Regions from separate parts of the Homo sapiens genome. Here region 2 is linked to region 1. Evidence: chromatin contacts called from ENCODE Hi-C or POLR2A ChIA-PET data. All regions are on one chromosome and are shown on one strand. The core of a region is the stretch at or near the end of the contact, and the rest is flanking DNA. Distances in the headings are between cores, read along the strand shown.

Region 1 (6,765 bases), core at 1,628-4,127:
CTGCCCACTTCCCCTTCTCAGGGAGGCTTTCCCAGCCAGGTTCCCCAAACCATCCCCAGTGTATACCTTATGTTCTTCAAGCTTTCTGTGACTTCCCAGGTGACGGTGAACTCACATAGGAAATTAAATGGGGCTATGGGAAAAGGTTAGAGCAGGGGTCGCGCCACGGCCCGTCGTGTCGGTGGCCTGTAAAGGAACCGCACAGCCGGAGACGAGCTGAGCAAGCTGAGCTCCGCCTCCTGTCAGATCAGCGGCATTAGATTCTCATAGTAGCGCGAACTCTGTTGTGAACTGCGCACGTGAAGGACCTAGGTTGCCCGCTTTTTATGAGAATCCAACTAATGCCTGATGATCTCAGGTGTAACAGTTTCATCCCCAAACCATTCCCTCCCCCGCTCCCCCTGGAAAAACTGTCTTCCACTAAACCTGGTGCCAAAAAGTTGGGGACCGCTAGGTTAGAGCCTTGCTACTTAAAATGTGGTCTGTGCAGTATCAGCTGGGGATTCTTTGGAACTATAGCCTCTGAGCGCCACCTTAGGAGATGCTCAGGTGATTCCTATGTCCCTTAACAGTTGAGAAGTACTAGATTAGAGGAGATCCACTTGCCTTCTCAGGTGAAGTGCATTTTCAGGAGACTCTGGAGCCCTTTGTTTTCTGACCTGGTAATAACTCTCTTGGGGGGAATTTTTCAGGTGAAAAAGAAGGGCAGACACGGAATCCAGAATACTAGAACTAAATGCCCCCTAGATTATTCAATGAGACTGGTAGCTCTTGGGAGTGGGGACAGCCTTCTACATCTTCAAATCACTTAACATTTGTTAATGAACTCTGACCAAGGTCACCTAGTTGATGGCACAGTTATAGCTATTAACCTCTGACATTTGTTTAGCACTTTAAAATTTATTAAATAGCTTCATTTTATTATTTTGTATGGAAAACAACCATATGAAATAATTAGGACACTGCAAATGAGAAAAGTGAGACTCAAAGAATTCAATGTTTTTTCCAAAGTCTGTAAGAGGGGCCCCCATTCTCTTTCTTTCTTTCCTTTCTTTCTCCCTCTCCCTTCCCTCCCATTTTTTTTTGTTTTGTTTTGTTTTTTGTTTTTTTTTTTTTTTGAGACGGAGTTTCGCTCTTGTTGCCCAGGTTGGATGGAGTGCAGTGGCGCGATCTCTGCTCACTGCAACCTCCGCCTTCCAGGTTCAAGGGATTCTCCTGCCTCAGCCTCCCGAGTAGCTGGGATTACAGGCATGCACCACAATGCCTGGCTGGTTTTGTATTTTTTAGTAGAGATGGGGTTTCTCCATGTTGGTCAGGCTGGTCTCGAAATCCCGACCTCAGGGGATCAGCCCACCTCAGCTTCCCAAAGTGCTGGGATTACAGGCGTGAGCCACCGCGCCCGGCTCTTTCTCTCTGGCTTGCTTGACAGGGTCTCGCTCTTTGACCCAGGCTGGAGTGCAGTGGTGCTATCTTGGATCATTGTAGTCTGGATTCTCCTATCTCAGCCTTCTGAGTAGCTGGACTAAAGACGCTTGCCACCACCACGCTGGCTAACTTTTGAATTTTTTGTAGATACAGGGTCTTGCTATTTTGCCCAAGCTGGTCTTGAACTCCTGGGCTCAAGAGATCAGCCTCGGCCTCCCAAAGTGCTGGGATTACAGGTGTGAGCTACCACACCCAGCCTTACTTTTATTCTTAAGTGAGAATAACTGGTTTGGGTGTATCTAGGTCCAATCTCTCTGTGACTCACTTTCCTCATGGTGACAGAACAGCACCCACCTTATGGGGTTGTAAAGATTATAAAAGCACTTATCGTAACAAGTGCTCAGGAAATAGTTTTGCAGCCCGGCAAGGTGGCTCAGGCCTGTAATCCCAGCAATTTGGGAGGCCAAAGCAGGCAGATCACTTGAGGTCAGGAGTTTGAGACCAGCCTGGCCAACATGGTAAAACCTCGTCTCTACTAAAAATACAAACTTAGCTGGGCGTGGTGAAGCATGCCTGTAATCCCAGCTACTCCAGAGGTTGAGGCAGGATAATCGCTTGAACCGGGGAGGCAGAGGTTGCAGTGAGCTGAGATAGCACCACTGCCTTCATCCTGGGCAATAGAGCGAGACCCTGTCTCTCAAAAAAATAAAATAAAATAAAGTTTTCCTTTTTGAGACGAAGTTTCCCTCTTGTTACCCAGGCTGGAGTGCAATGGTGCGATCTTGGCTCACTGCAACCTCCCCCTCCGGAGTTCAAGAGATTCTCCTGCCTCAGCCTCCCGATTAGCTGGGATTACAGGTGCCCGCCACCACGCCCGACTAATTTTTGTATTTTTAGTATAGATGGGGTTTTCAGCATGTTGGCCAGGCTAGTCTGCGAACTCCTTTCAGATGATCCACCCACCTCGACCTCCCAAAGTGCTGGGATTACAGGCGTGAGCCACCGCGCCTGGCAGGAAATGTTAGTTTTCCAACCGTCCCCACCTCCCTTTCCAGGACGCCTAACCGTGTGGGTGCAGCACTGTTCCTCCTCTCTGAGGCTTTTCCCTCAGCTTTCCAGCCAGCTGCCTGTGACATAGCCTGTATTTTCCTCTGGGTGATCCACAGGCCTGGGAGGATTAATTTGGTACTTCCCTGAATGTGGCTTATTTCGGGCTTTCTAAGCGCTAAGATAGTGAGTGGGAGAAGGTGTTCGGGAATTCGGAGCTGGGAAAAACAGTAGTCTCATGGAAAACAACAGAAAAAAACCCCACTCCAGCCTGGTAACCAACGGTTGGCCGGGGGACGTGTCCGCGCTGCTCCCCCTCCGGCCGCCAGGGGGCGCAGGAAGAAGCTTTGGAGGTCTGTCCCGGGACCGCGTACTCGTCCTTCTTTCCCGTTAGTCTTTTCTTCACTTCCGTTGAGTTCCGCCTCGCCGTTTGTCCCTTGCGGTACCCGTCCGCATACGAATCTAGCCCGGGAACCGAGTTGCGGGAGTGCGGTCTGTGCCGTTCCGGCCAGGAGTTTGCCGACTGCAGACGTCCTGCGAACCGGCAAGATGTGCTCTCTGGGGTTGTTCCCTCCTCCACCGCCTCGGGGTCAAGTCACCCTATATGAGCACAATAACGAGCTGGTGACGGGCAGTAGCTATGAGAGCCCGCCCCCCGACTTCCGGGGCCAGGTGGCCAGGGCGAGGAGGGAGGGGACCTACAGGCATGGGGGCGGAGTCGGGGACTACTGGGGAAAGGAGGCAGTGTGACAGGGGCAGGGTCACAGAGTCTGGCGGAGTGGAAACAGCTTGGCCCCGGCAGGAGGCTAGAAGGGCTGGAATCTGTTTTAGGACTGGGATTGGAGTATAACGGGGGAACGGTTAAGGAGCTGTGGAGGAGGCCTAGAGGGAATGGAGAGAATGAGGGAGAATCTAGGGAGTGTGAGGATGCGGGAGAACTATCTAAAAGTTGGGGACAGTATCTGGGGAGGATCAGAAGGATACAACATGGAACTTTTTTCCATGGTGTTCCTGGGAAGGACAAGGAAGGGAAACTGACATTTATTGAGCGTTTGCTATGTAAGAAAGAGGCTGAGTCAGGTGTTTTCTAAAAATGTCATATGGTTTCATAATCACAGCAACCCTATGAAATATTATTCTAGTTGCACAGATACGGGAGCTAAGACTTGTTTCCCATTCTCACAAGTGTTAGCTTTGTGGAAATGGGAAACAGACCTCTGGAATCTCTTATACTTAGCCCAGCGGTGGGTTGGAGATGGCACGGAATTAAAGATTTGGGAAGAGACTGAATCACCGTCACACTCCTCACTTTTGTGCTATAGTGGATCAATCTTCCTGTCCTACAACTGACAAAGGATCCCCTAAAGACCCCTGGAAGGCTGGACCATGGCACAAGAACTGCCTTCATCCATCACCGGGAGCAAGTGTGGAAGAGATGCATCAACATTTGGTGAGGCATGGCAAAGGGTTTCCTGGGTCACAGTCTGCAGATCCTGGAAAATGAGTCAACACCCCTTTACCTTGGGGTGTTCTTCAAAAGACTTTTATTCAGGCTGTCTCCACGAGAGCTGTATATCCTAAATCATATGAAATTTTTAGTCCTTATTATAGAACTCAAATGCTCAATAAATGTCAGGTTCCCTTCCTTGCCCTTCCCAGGAACACTATGGAAAAAGTACTTCCATTTCATCTCTAGTAACTTGCCTTGCTTTCTGGCTTGATTAGGTGAACCTGCTCCCTGCCCCCACCTCATGGCATTACCACTTCTGAGCTTTTACCTGAAGCTCAGCAAGATCAGATATAAGGTTGCACTGAATAATCTCCTACATAGGTCATCCACTTTGCACTTGTAGGAGTGGAGCTACACTACCTGGTTTCATTTTCTTTTTTTTTTTTGAGATGGAGTTTCACTCTTGTTGCCCAGGCTGGAGTGCAGTGGCGTGCTCAGCTCACTGCAACTTCCACCTCCCAGGTTCAAGCGATTCTTCTGCCTCAGTCTCCCGAGTAGCTAGGATTACAGGCATGTGCCACCACGCCCAGCTAATTTTGTATTTTTAGTAGAGACAGGGTTTCTCCATGTTGGTCAGGCTGGTCTTGAACTTCCGACCTCAGATGATGTGCCCGCCTTGGCCTCCCAAAGTGCTGGGATTACAGGCGTGAGCCACCGCGCCCGGCTCATTTTCTTTTTCTTTTTTTTTTTTTTTTTTTTTTTGAGACGGAGTCTTGCTGTGTTGCCAGGCTGGAGTGCAGAGGTGCGATCTCGGCTCACTGCAGCCTCCGCCTCTCTGGTTCAAGCAGTTCCCCTGCCTCAGCCTCCCGAGTAGCTGGTACTATAGGCATGTGCCACCACGCCCAGCTAACTTTTTGTATTTTAGTAGAGATGAGATTTCACCATGTTGGCCAGGGTGGTCTGGCCTCCTGACCTCAGGCCTGCCTTGGCCTCCCAAAGTGCTGAGATTACAGCTACTGCACCTGGACCTATTAATGGCACATATTAATTCCTTTAAGGGTTATTTATGCCAGGCACAGTGACTCACGCCTATAATCCCAGCGCTTTGGTAGGCTGAGGCCAGCAGATTGCTTGAGCTTAGTAGTTTGAGACTAGCCTGGGGAACATGGCGAAACCATGTTCTTTTCTCTACAAGAAAAGTACAAAAATTAGCTGGGTATGGTGGCATGCACCTTTATTCCCAGCTACTTGGGAGGCTTATGTATAGGAGGATCACTTGAGCCTGGGAGGTGGAGGTTGTAGTGAGCCAAGATTGTGCCAGTGCAGTGGCACTGAGTGAGACCTTGTCTCAAAAAAAAAAAAAGGGTTACTTAATATTTTTATTAATACCATTACCATTTGTAGGATAAATTCCTAGAAATTAAGTTGCTGGCTCAGAGGGTATGTTCATCTGTAATTTTGTGAGCTGTTCCAAATAGCCCTCTGTCAAAATGGTACATGTATATGGTCCCACCAGCAGTGTATGGGAGTGCCTGTTTTCCAACACATGTGCTGTCAAGCTTTGATCTTTGGTACTTCAGTACAGTTTAATGGGCATGCCTGTGTGTGTGAAGTTGAATATCAGTTTGTTGAAAAGCCATTCATTCCCAGGCTCCTTGTCTCCTACTTCTGTGGCTGCTGCTTCTCAGGGTTTTTGGTGGCTCCTCTTCCTGATGTCCCTTAAATGTTGGTGTTCTTGGGGCTAGATTTCCAGTTGATGCATCAGACCTGGTGTTCACGTGTTTGCCAAATTATCCTGCTTGAATATTTCGCAGACTTCATATATTCAGCATGCTCAAATCCAGTCTCTTTATTTCTCTCTCCAAATCTGCTTCTCTGGATGGTTCACTTTAAGGAATGATCATATTACTCATTCAGGAAAAAGTGGTTTGAGTATAGGTTCTGGGGTAGATAGATGGTTGAATCCTGACTGCTACTTTCTACTTAGATTACCTTGTTCATATTAATTAGCCTCTTCACACCTTTGTTCTCTCATCTAAAAATGCAGTGATAGTCTGGGCGCGGAAGCTCATGCCTGTAATCCCAGCACTTTGGGAGGCCAAGGCGGGTGTATCACTTGAGGTCAGGAGTTCGAGACCAGCCTGGCCAATGTGGTGAAACTCCGTGTGTAATCCTAATTACTCAGGAGGCTGAGGTGCAAGAATTGCTTGCACCCAGGAGGTAGAGGTTGCAGTGAGCCGAGTTCACACCACTGCACTCCAGCCTGGGTGACAGAGTGAGACTCCGTCTTAACACACACACACACACACACACACACACGCACACACACACACACACACACTGAAACCCCATCTCTACAAAAAATTTAAAAATTAGCTGGGCATGATGGTGTGCACCCGTAGTCTCAGCTCCTCGGGAGGCCGAGGCAAGAATACCTGAGCTCAGGAGATTGAGGCTGCAGCGAGCCGTGATGGTGATATTGCACTCCAGCCTGGGTCACAGAGCAAGACCCTGTCTCAATAAAATAAAAATAAATGCAGTGATAACAATACCTATCTTGTAGGATTGTCATAATGGCTTGATTAGTTAATGTGAGGCACCTAGTCCAGAGCTGGCACATTGTAAGCATATTAGCTGATGTAATTATTACCTAGGTGTTTCTGTTGTATTGCTCTTTCCTTTACTAATGTCTGATTAGTCTTCACATCTTGTTTATGCTAATTCCTAAATCTCTCAAATCTGTCTCTTTTTCTTCATCCCCACCAGTTCAGGCCACTTTCACCTTTTTCCTAGGTTCCTGAAGTAGATTCTTTTTTTTTTTTTGAGACAGAGTCTCACTTTGT
Region 2 (6,190 bases), core at 897-3,396, 280 kb before region 1:
TTTTCAAGATTTCCCTTTATGTCTCAGTCTGTTTACACTACAGAAATGTGTTGCTTTTTGTTTTTGAGATGGCATCAGTGAGACCTCACTGATAATTAAAGATTTGTTTTAAGTGTTAGATAGAAATCAGCAAAATGACATTCTTTATATGTAGCAATTGATGCAGCAGACCAGGAGTGAAGGAGAAATTTTTTTAAAAAAGGTGTTAGCTGTGTTTTTTTTTTTAATGGGGAGACAGATCATTCTTATTTTTGTTAAATACTTAAATTTTAAAAATCACTTTAGAGTGAAAAAAATTTTAAACAAGAATAATGGAAACGACAAGAGGCAAGAGATTGAGGGAAAGATTTAAGAATAATTGTGGGTGTTTAAGAAGAGAGGCTTCTTCCTCTCATTGTGATCTCCCTTTGGTGAAAATGGTAAAACAAAGGCCAGCAAATTTAGAAGGAAGCAGGAAATCCTAGTTAGTGGCTGTCAGTTGAATATTTAAGAGCAATGAAAATACTTACTTCTGTTAGATTTTAATGCTTTTTCCCCCCAAATTTTTTTGTTTTTGTTTTTTTTTCTTTCAGAAAGTCATGATTTTTCATCTCTATTTTCTAGTAAGTGTGCCACTAAATAAAATTTGGAAGCCATATAGTGTGATGTGATTGTGCAAAGGCAAGTTACATTTTGAATTTTGTGGTTTGAGGGAAGCCATTCCAGAATTTATTTCACCACTTCCTATGCCAATACTGTCCCACTTCTCAGCAAGAACTCTTTCCCTCCTCTAAATAGGTAGAAAAATGAGAAAATTTAGCATCAAATAACAGAATCAAGATAAAAGTAAGGAATCCTGCCTGATCCTTGTGTTGTGTCTACTCTAGCCCTTGTAGTTTACTTCCTGGTTGAAAATATATTAGAGGACCTCGTTGAAATAAAATTCTCATTTTGTGATTATATTAGGAAAGCAGATTCTGGGACATGTAGTGAAATTTTCTCTAGCACAGGAGTTAGGAATTTTTGCAGAGATGAATTGCTTTCCAGACATGCTCTAAGTTTTCAGCCTTAATGGTCCTGGTCATTGCATTTATTTACTTTTGTTTACTTGTATTTATTTTTTGTAGCATGTTGTAGTTCCCGAAAGTGCTAAAAAAATCATGTATTTAAAACAAACCAACCAACCAGAAAACCCCCCTCATCCTGGGGCTGTGTGAAGAAGAATGAAGCTCTCATTTCCCAGTACCCAATCATCAGCTTGAGCTGGCCTCTCCTAGGAACAGAATTTATTGAAGCAATTTATCCTGGCTAAATGTGATATAAATCCATGTACATGTATGTACGTATAGGCTCTGTTCCATTACAGTAGTGCTGTAGCATCATTTTCCTTCCTAGTTAGACCATGTTTCTATCACACTGAAAGATGACCAAGAAACCCCTTCTATTTTATGGGGCACCCCACAATTTTAAACACCGATTAGTTGTGGAATTACTGATTAGACAACGAGAAATACTGGTTTCTAACCCCACAGTGAGTCCTAAGAGAGTAGGAGAGATGTTACCTAGCTACCCTCTGAGTTTTAAGCATGGTTTTCCGATTACCAGATTCAGTCTAGCACGTTAACATTTTATTTCAACGCGAGCCTGACAGATTGTCCTGACATTTCAGTTTATTTCCAAGATAAAAATTTGAAATTTGGTTACAGTTCTGAAGTCACTTGCAGGCATATTCAAATTGTAGTTCCTCTCTCATCTTCCCTCGTTCGTATTCTTTTGTATACCTTTCTCTTTCATGGAAGGATGTTTGAAAATATCCTTTAGGAGTTTATAAGACTATTTTACCCCCCACTCCATTTTTCTCTTCCACCTTCCAAAATACAGTTTATCTTTTAGGAATTGTTTTTTACTATGATTTGCATTTCTAATCTTTATCCATCTCCACTTCTATTTTTATTCCTAGTTGGAATATGAGAAATTTCTCCCACACATTCAGATTGGAATTATTGTTCTTCAACAAAGAATTTCAATAAACACTTTGAGAGTTTAGCTTCAATAATTTATAAAACGGTATAAACCCTGTTAAAGTCTTCAGAGAAATAGAAGGGATAGATGGTGATGCCTTTTAGTGCCATTTCTTTCATCCCCTGCAGCAGCACACATCTGTTGGCTGCAACAGAGCAGCCCAAGAACACTGGCCGAAAGCAGCACAAACAGCCGGAACATGTTCACCCAGTAAACCCCCAAAGAGTCGACATTTGTTTTATTGCTGCTTTTAAAAACCTAGCCGTAAATAGAATCAGAAGGGGGAAGGGCATCGATACTTCTCCATTTGCCACAGACGATTGGTGGGGGGAGGAGGAGGCTCCCGGTTTTTATTTTTATTTTTTTATTAATGAAAGCCATTTCCCATGTAGCCCAATAGGATGGGTGCTTTGTTTTCTTTGGCAATAATATGGGATAAACAGCCCTTGCCAACAGTCTCGTAGTTTATACACCAGGGAGCCAGATTATGGCCCTGTAAAATGGAGCACCCCTCCTATAATCCCTTAATTAATTAAATGACAAATTTTGGTCTTCTCTCGTTCAGAAATATGGCTTCCGCATCGAGCGTTCAGTGAATTTATTGACATAAGGAACTGCACTAGTTGTAATTCAACAGACTGGAGAAGTGTGTTATATACTGTAGTAGAAAGAGGGAAAATCTAGCAAAGGTTTGAAATTCCTTGACTATTTAGATCTCATTCTTTCTAATTAAAAGTTTCAGTTGAGACACAGTAGATCATATGCCACCTGTCTAATGGGTCTCCCCAAAGTAGCCTGTGTTTACAACTTTGATAGATGGCATTCGTGGAACACCTGTTTCTAGGGTTGATATTTTTGAAGCACTTTTTTTTTTTTTTTGCTCCAGCATATTTAACATAACTTTTTCCCTCACCTCCCCCTCCTCAGCTCCTCTCTGCTATATGAAATATGGGAGACGACAGACCGTTTGTGTGCAATGCCCCGGGCTGTGGACAGGTACGTTTACAATATACTTTATTGTGAATGTCTCGTTGTGAATCAAAGTGGCTGTTTTATCACTAAGGCAAAGAGTTTAAAGCCAGTATTTTACGTGATCACTGGAGGTAATCAGATCAGAGGATTTGCAGTGTGTAAATCCAAGTTATGAGGAAGTGTAGGCACTCTACCGTAATGAAATCTGCCTTGCTGTCTTCCATATTGTTATTCTACTGGTGTTTGTTTCCCACCACACAGTATGGAAAAATACATGTTGCTGTCTCCTCCTTTCTAAAGCTGTCCATCTAAATACAAAGCAAGTTTAGAAATGTTTTCTCTTCATGCCGGGCGCGGTGGCTCACGCCTGTGATCCCAGCACTTTGGGAGGCCGAGATGGGCAGATCACCTGAGGTCAGGAGTTGGAGACCAGCCTGGCCAAAACCCCATCTCTACTAAAAATACAAAATTAGCTGGGTGTGGTGGCACATGCCTGTAATCCCAGCTACTCAGGAGGCTGAGGCAGGAGAATGGCTTGAGCCCAAGAGGTGGAGGTTCCAGTGAGCCGAAATTGTGCGACTGCACTCCAGCCTGGGTGACAAGAGCGAAACTCCGTCTCAAAAAAAAAAAAAGAAAGAAAGAAATGTTTTCTCTTCAACCTGCATGGATATAAAAGTCTGCTTAACATATTTGGAGAGGCAGCTGATAATGTACCCACTCATTGTGAACCTCAATTTGCCAGAATCTATTTGGATTTTTTAAATAAGGAAAAAAAAATTTCTTTTGACTGTTGATCCAGAAAATCATTGTTAGCAGCTACAGCAGATACCTATCTAGGAAAGACGAATCCAATAGAGAACTTGAGATCTCACAGCATTATATAAACATTTTCTCTGTCTAATGCCATAAATGCATTGTTCTGTATGTCAGCTGTCACGTAATTATATTCATATGTGTATATTGTATGTCATTTTTCATCATATGCTTTTTTAATAAAGTAATTTTGTTGAAATCGCCTTTTTTTTTCATTTTGCATCTTCTTAACTCTTCTTCCTAGACCTTCCTCTATTGCCATGTTCCACAAAGGATGAAGAAAGGAATACGAAGGAAGTTTTATTTGCCTTCATTAATTTGTTTTATAGAACTCAAAGGGTTGAGTTTCTGTTCACTTAGGAATATGTCATGTGACTGTCCACTGACACTTACTGGTGGTGTGTGAGATTACACACTAGTTATATTAAACATTGTAAATATCTGGACAAAAAGAAGAGTTAAATTTCAGAGATTCCTATGAATTTGAGAGGTAGATAAAATGGGGGTGGTGACAAGGAATGAACAGAAGGAAGATTCCAAATTCCAGTAAATGCTAAAATTTTGACAAAAGACCAAAAAAGGCATCATATTCTGCAGTATTTGCCATCCTAGGGTGTATTTCCTTTCATGTCAAAGTTTTCAACTTTATTATTTACTACATGTTTCCCCATGTGATTTCATATATATATATAGAATATATATATATCTCCATTTATATATGGATGTATATAAATATTTGCAGTAAAAGCCAGTTGGGAAAATAGAATACATTTGTTTCACTTTTCAGACAGCTTTATTGAAATACATTTCTAAAAATGATCTCTCCTAGCCTGGTATGGCTCATGCCTGTAATCCCAGCACTTTCAGAGTCCAAGGCAGGGTGATTGCTTGAGCTCAGGAGTTTGAGACCAGCCTGGACAATATAGTGAGACCCTGTCTTTACAAAAAAAAAAAATTTAAAAATTAGCCAGGCATGGTGGCACACGCCTGTAGTCCCAGCTACTTGGGAGGCTGATGCAGGAGGATCACTTGAGAGTCCAGGAGTTCAAGGCTACAGTGGGCCATGATCATGCCACTGCACTCTAGCCTGGGCAACAGAGCGAGACACTGTCTCAAAATAAATAAATTTAAAAATGATCTCTCCAAATTTTTACATGGAATTAGATAATACTATTTACTATGATGCTTATGACCGATACCTTGTACCTTTTTCACTTCTTGCTTTTAGTTGAAAAATAGGCATTTTTGGTGAAAAGATTTATTTTTCTAATACTTACCATTATTTTTCTTCACTTATTGTTTAAACTACTCCTGAACTCCTCATATATGTTATATGCTTAAAACAACCCAGACAAGGACTTTGCAAAGAAGTAAAAATAGAAGATAAAAATAAGGAATATATGAGAAAAGCATCTCTTAAGCTCTCTGAGGAAGAAAGATATAAATAACACCTTTTCAGGCTGTCTTATCAGAAAAGAGTAGTATCCACTGAAATTTGTGAAATGTCACAGATTTGTGAAATTTGTTTTTGTTTTGCTGTGTTTTGGACTGGAGGTAGGAAAATAGTAGGGACTTTGACTTTGGTTCCTTCTCGTAAGGTTGTGTTCCATTTACCATAAGCCATTTCCTTCCCCTACTTCTGTCTCCTGTTTCTGAATTATTTGTTGGTATTTTGGTTATTAGGATTCATTATAACCTCCGGCTTAGGTTCTAAAAGCTTTTTTCCCCTCAGTAGGAAGGTGAGTGTGGAACATTGCTACCTCTTTCTTTTGGATTCAAGATACTTATTTCATAGAAAAAGGATACAAAGGTACAACTTAAGGTTTTGAAGGTAGCATGATTCACCCATTTACCCCCTTTGCATGTCAAAACTTTATGGTCAGGTGAGATTATAGTTCTTTAGTTATATTTAGTCTCTTCCAAGTTTCTCCCACGATCTGGTAACAAATAACTCTAGATTGGGATCTCTACAAGATTTACTGTGATTGCTTTATGTGTATGAAATAGTGAAAATCTGGCAGATAAGATAAATTTGGTAAAGTGAACTACCCTTAGCCTGTCATCCAACTTCCTTAATATCCCTTGAGAATGGTTTCATTCTGGAGCCACCTTGAGCCTTTCAAACTATTTGTAATCCATTTGTCATTGATTCAAGTTCTTTCTTCCAGAAATGGTAGAATAATAAAAAGGCTATGTAAATCCCAGGATGGGTAATAAGGACCATGATAATTTTTGCAAGACGTGGTTTAGAACCTGCTACCATAGAAGTCTCAAAAAGCAGTGGCTTCTACTGGGTAGAGGAAGTAGGAATGAAAACAATTATAACTCAGGATACTATTTTTTTTTTTTTTTTTTGAGACAGAGTTCCACTCTGTCGCCCAAGCTGGAGTGCCGTGGCGCTATA

The links. Hi-C counts contacts between places; a loop is a spot of excess contacts on that map. ChIA-PET counts read pairs that join two places held with the same protein, here RNA polymerase II (POLR2A). Pooled maps may share reads with other maps.
Region 2: a loop to region 1 is called in a pooled map, with 2.1 times the contacts of the local background. The contact joins the enhancer-like site here to the promoter of AAAS in region 1. A Hi-C loop is called at or near these places in 1 of 50 pooled maps. POLR2A ChIA-PET finds 5 or more read pairs at or near these places in 2 of 52 experiments (OCI-LY7 and activated CD4-positive, alpha-beta T cell).

What each region holds. Positions count from the first base shown.
Region 1 is chr12:53,317,722-53,324,486 of GRCh38, reverse strand. AAAS (aladin WD repeat nucleoporin) reads left to right here and starts at 2,877. Exons shown (of 16, transcript NM_015665.6): 1 at 2,877-3,144; 2 at 3,795-3,922. The coding sequence starts at 3,022. RefSeq lists enhancers at 1-698, 2,711-2,760, 2,841-3,030, 4,249-4,338.
Region 2 is chr12:53,597,760-53,603,949 of GRCh38, reverse strand. It overlaps ATF7-NPFF (ATF7-NPFF readthrough), which reads left to right. Exons shown (of 15, transcript NR_159377.1): 2 at 2,929-2,997. ATF7 (activating transcription factor 7) reads left to right here. Exons shown (of 12, transcript NM_006856.3): 2 at 2,929-2,997. The coding sequence starts at 2,950. Among named protein-coding and RNA genes, the nearest start is that of ATF7, 26 kb to the left of the region's middle. RefSeq lists a silencer at 1-58. Within about 2 kb of position 2,146, at least 5 of the 41 ENCODE cell types and tissues checked have a DNase peak (open chromatin) inside an H3K27ac peak, as active enhancers do; they include OCI-LY7, where a contact is called at or near this core.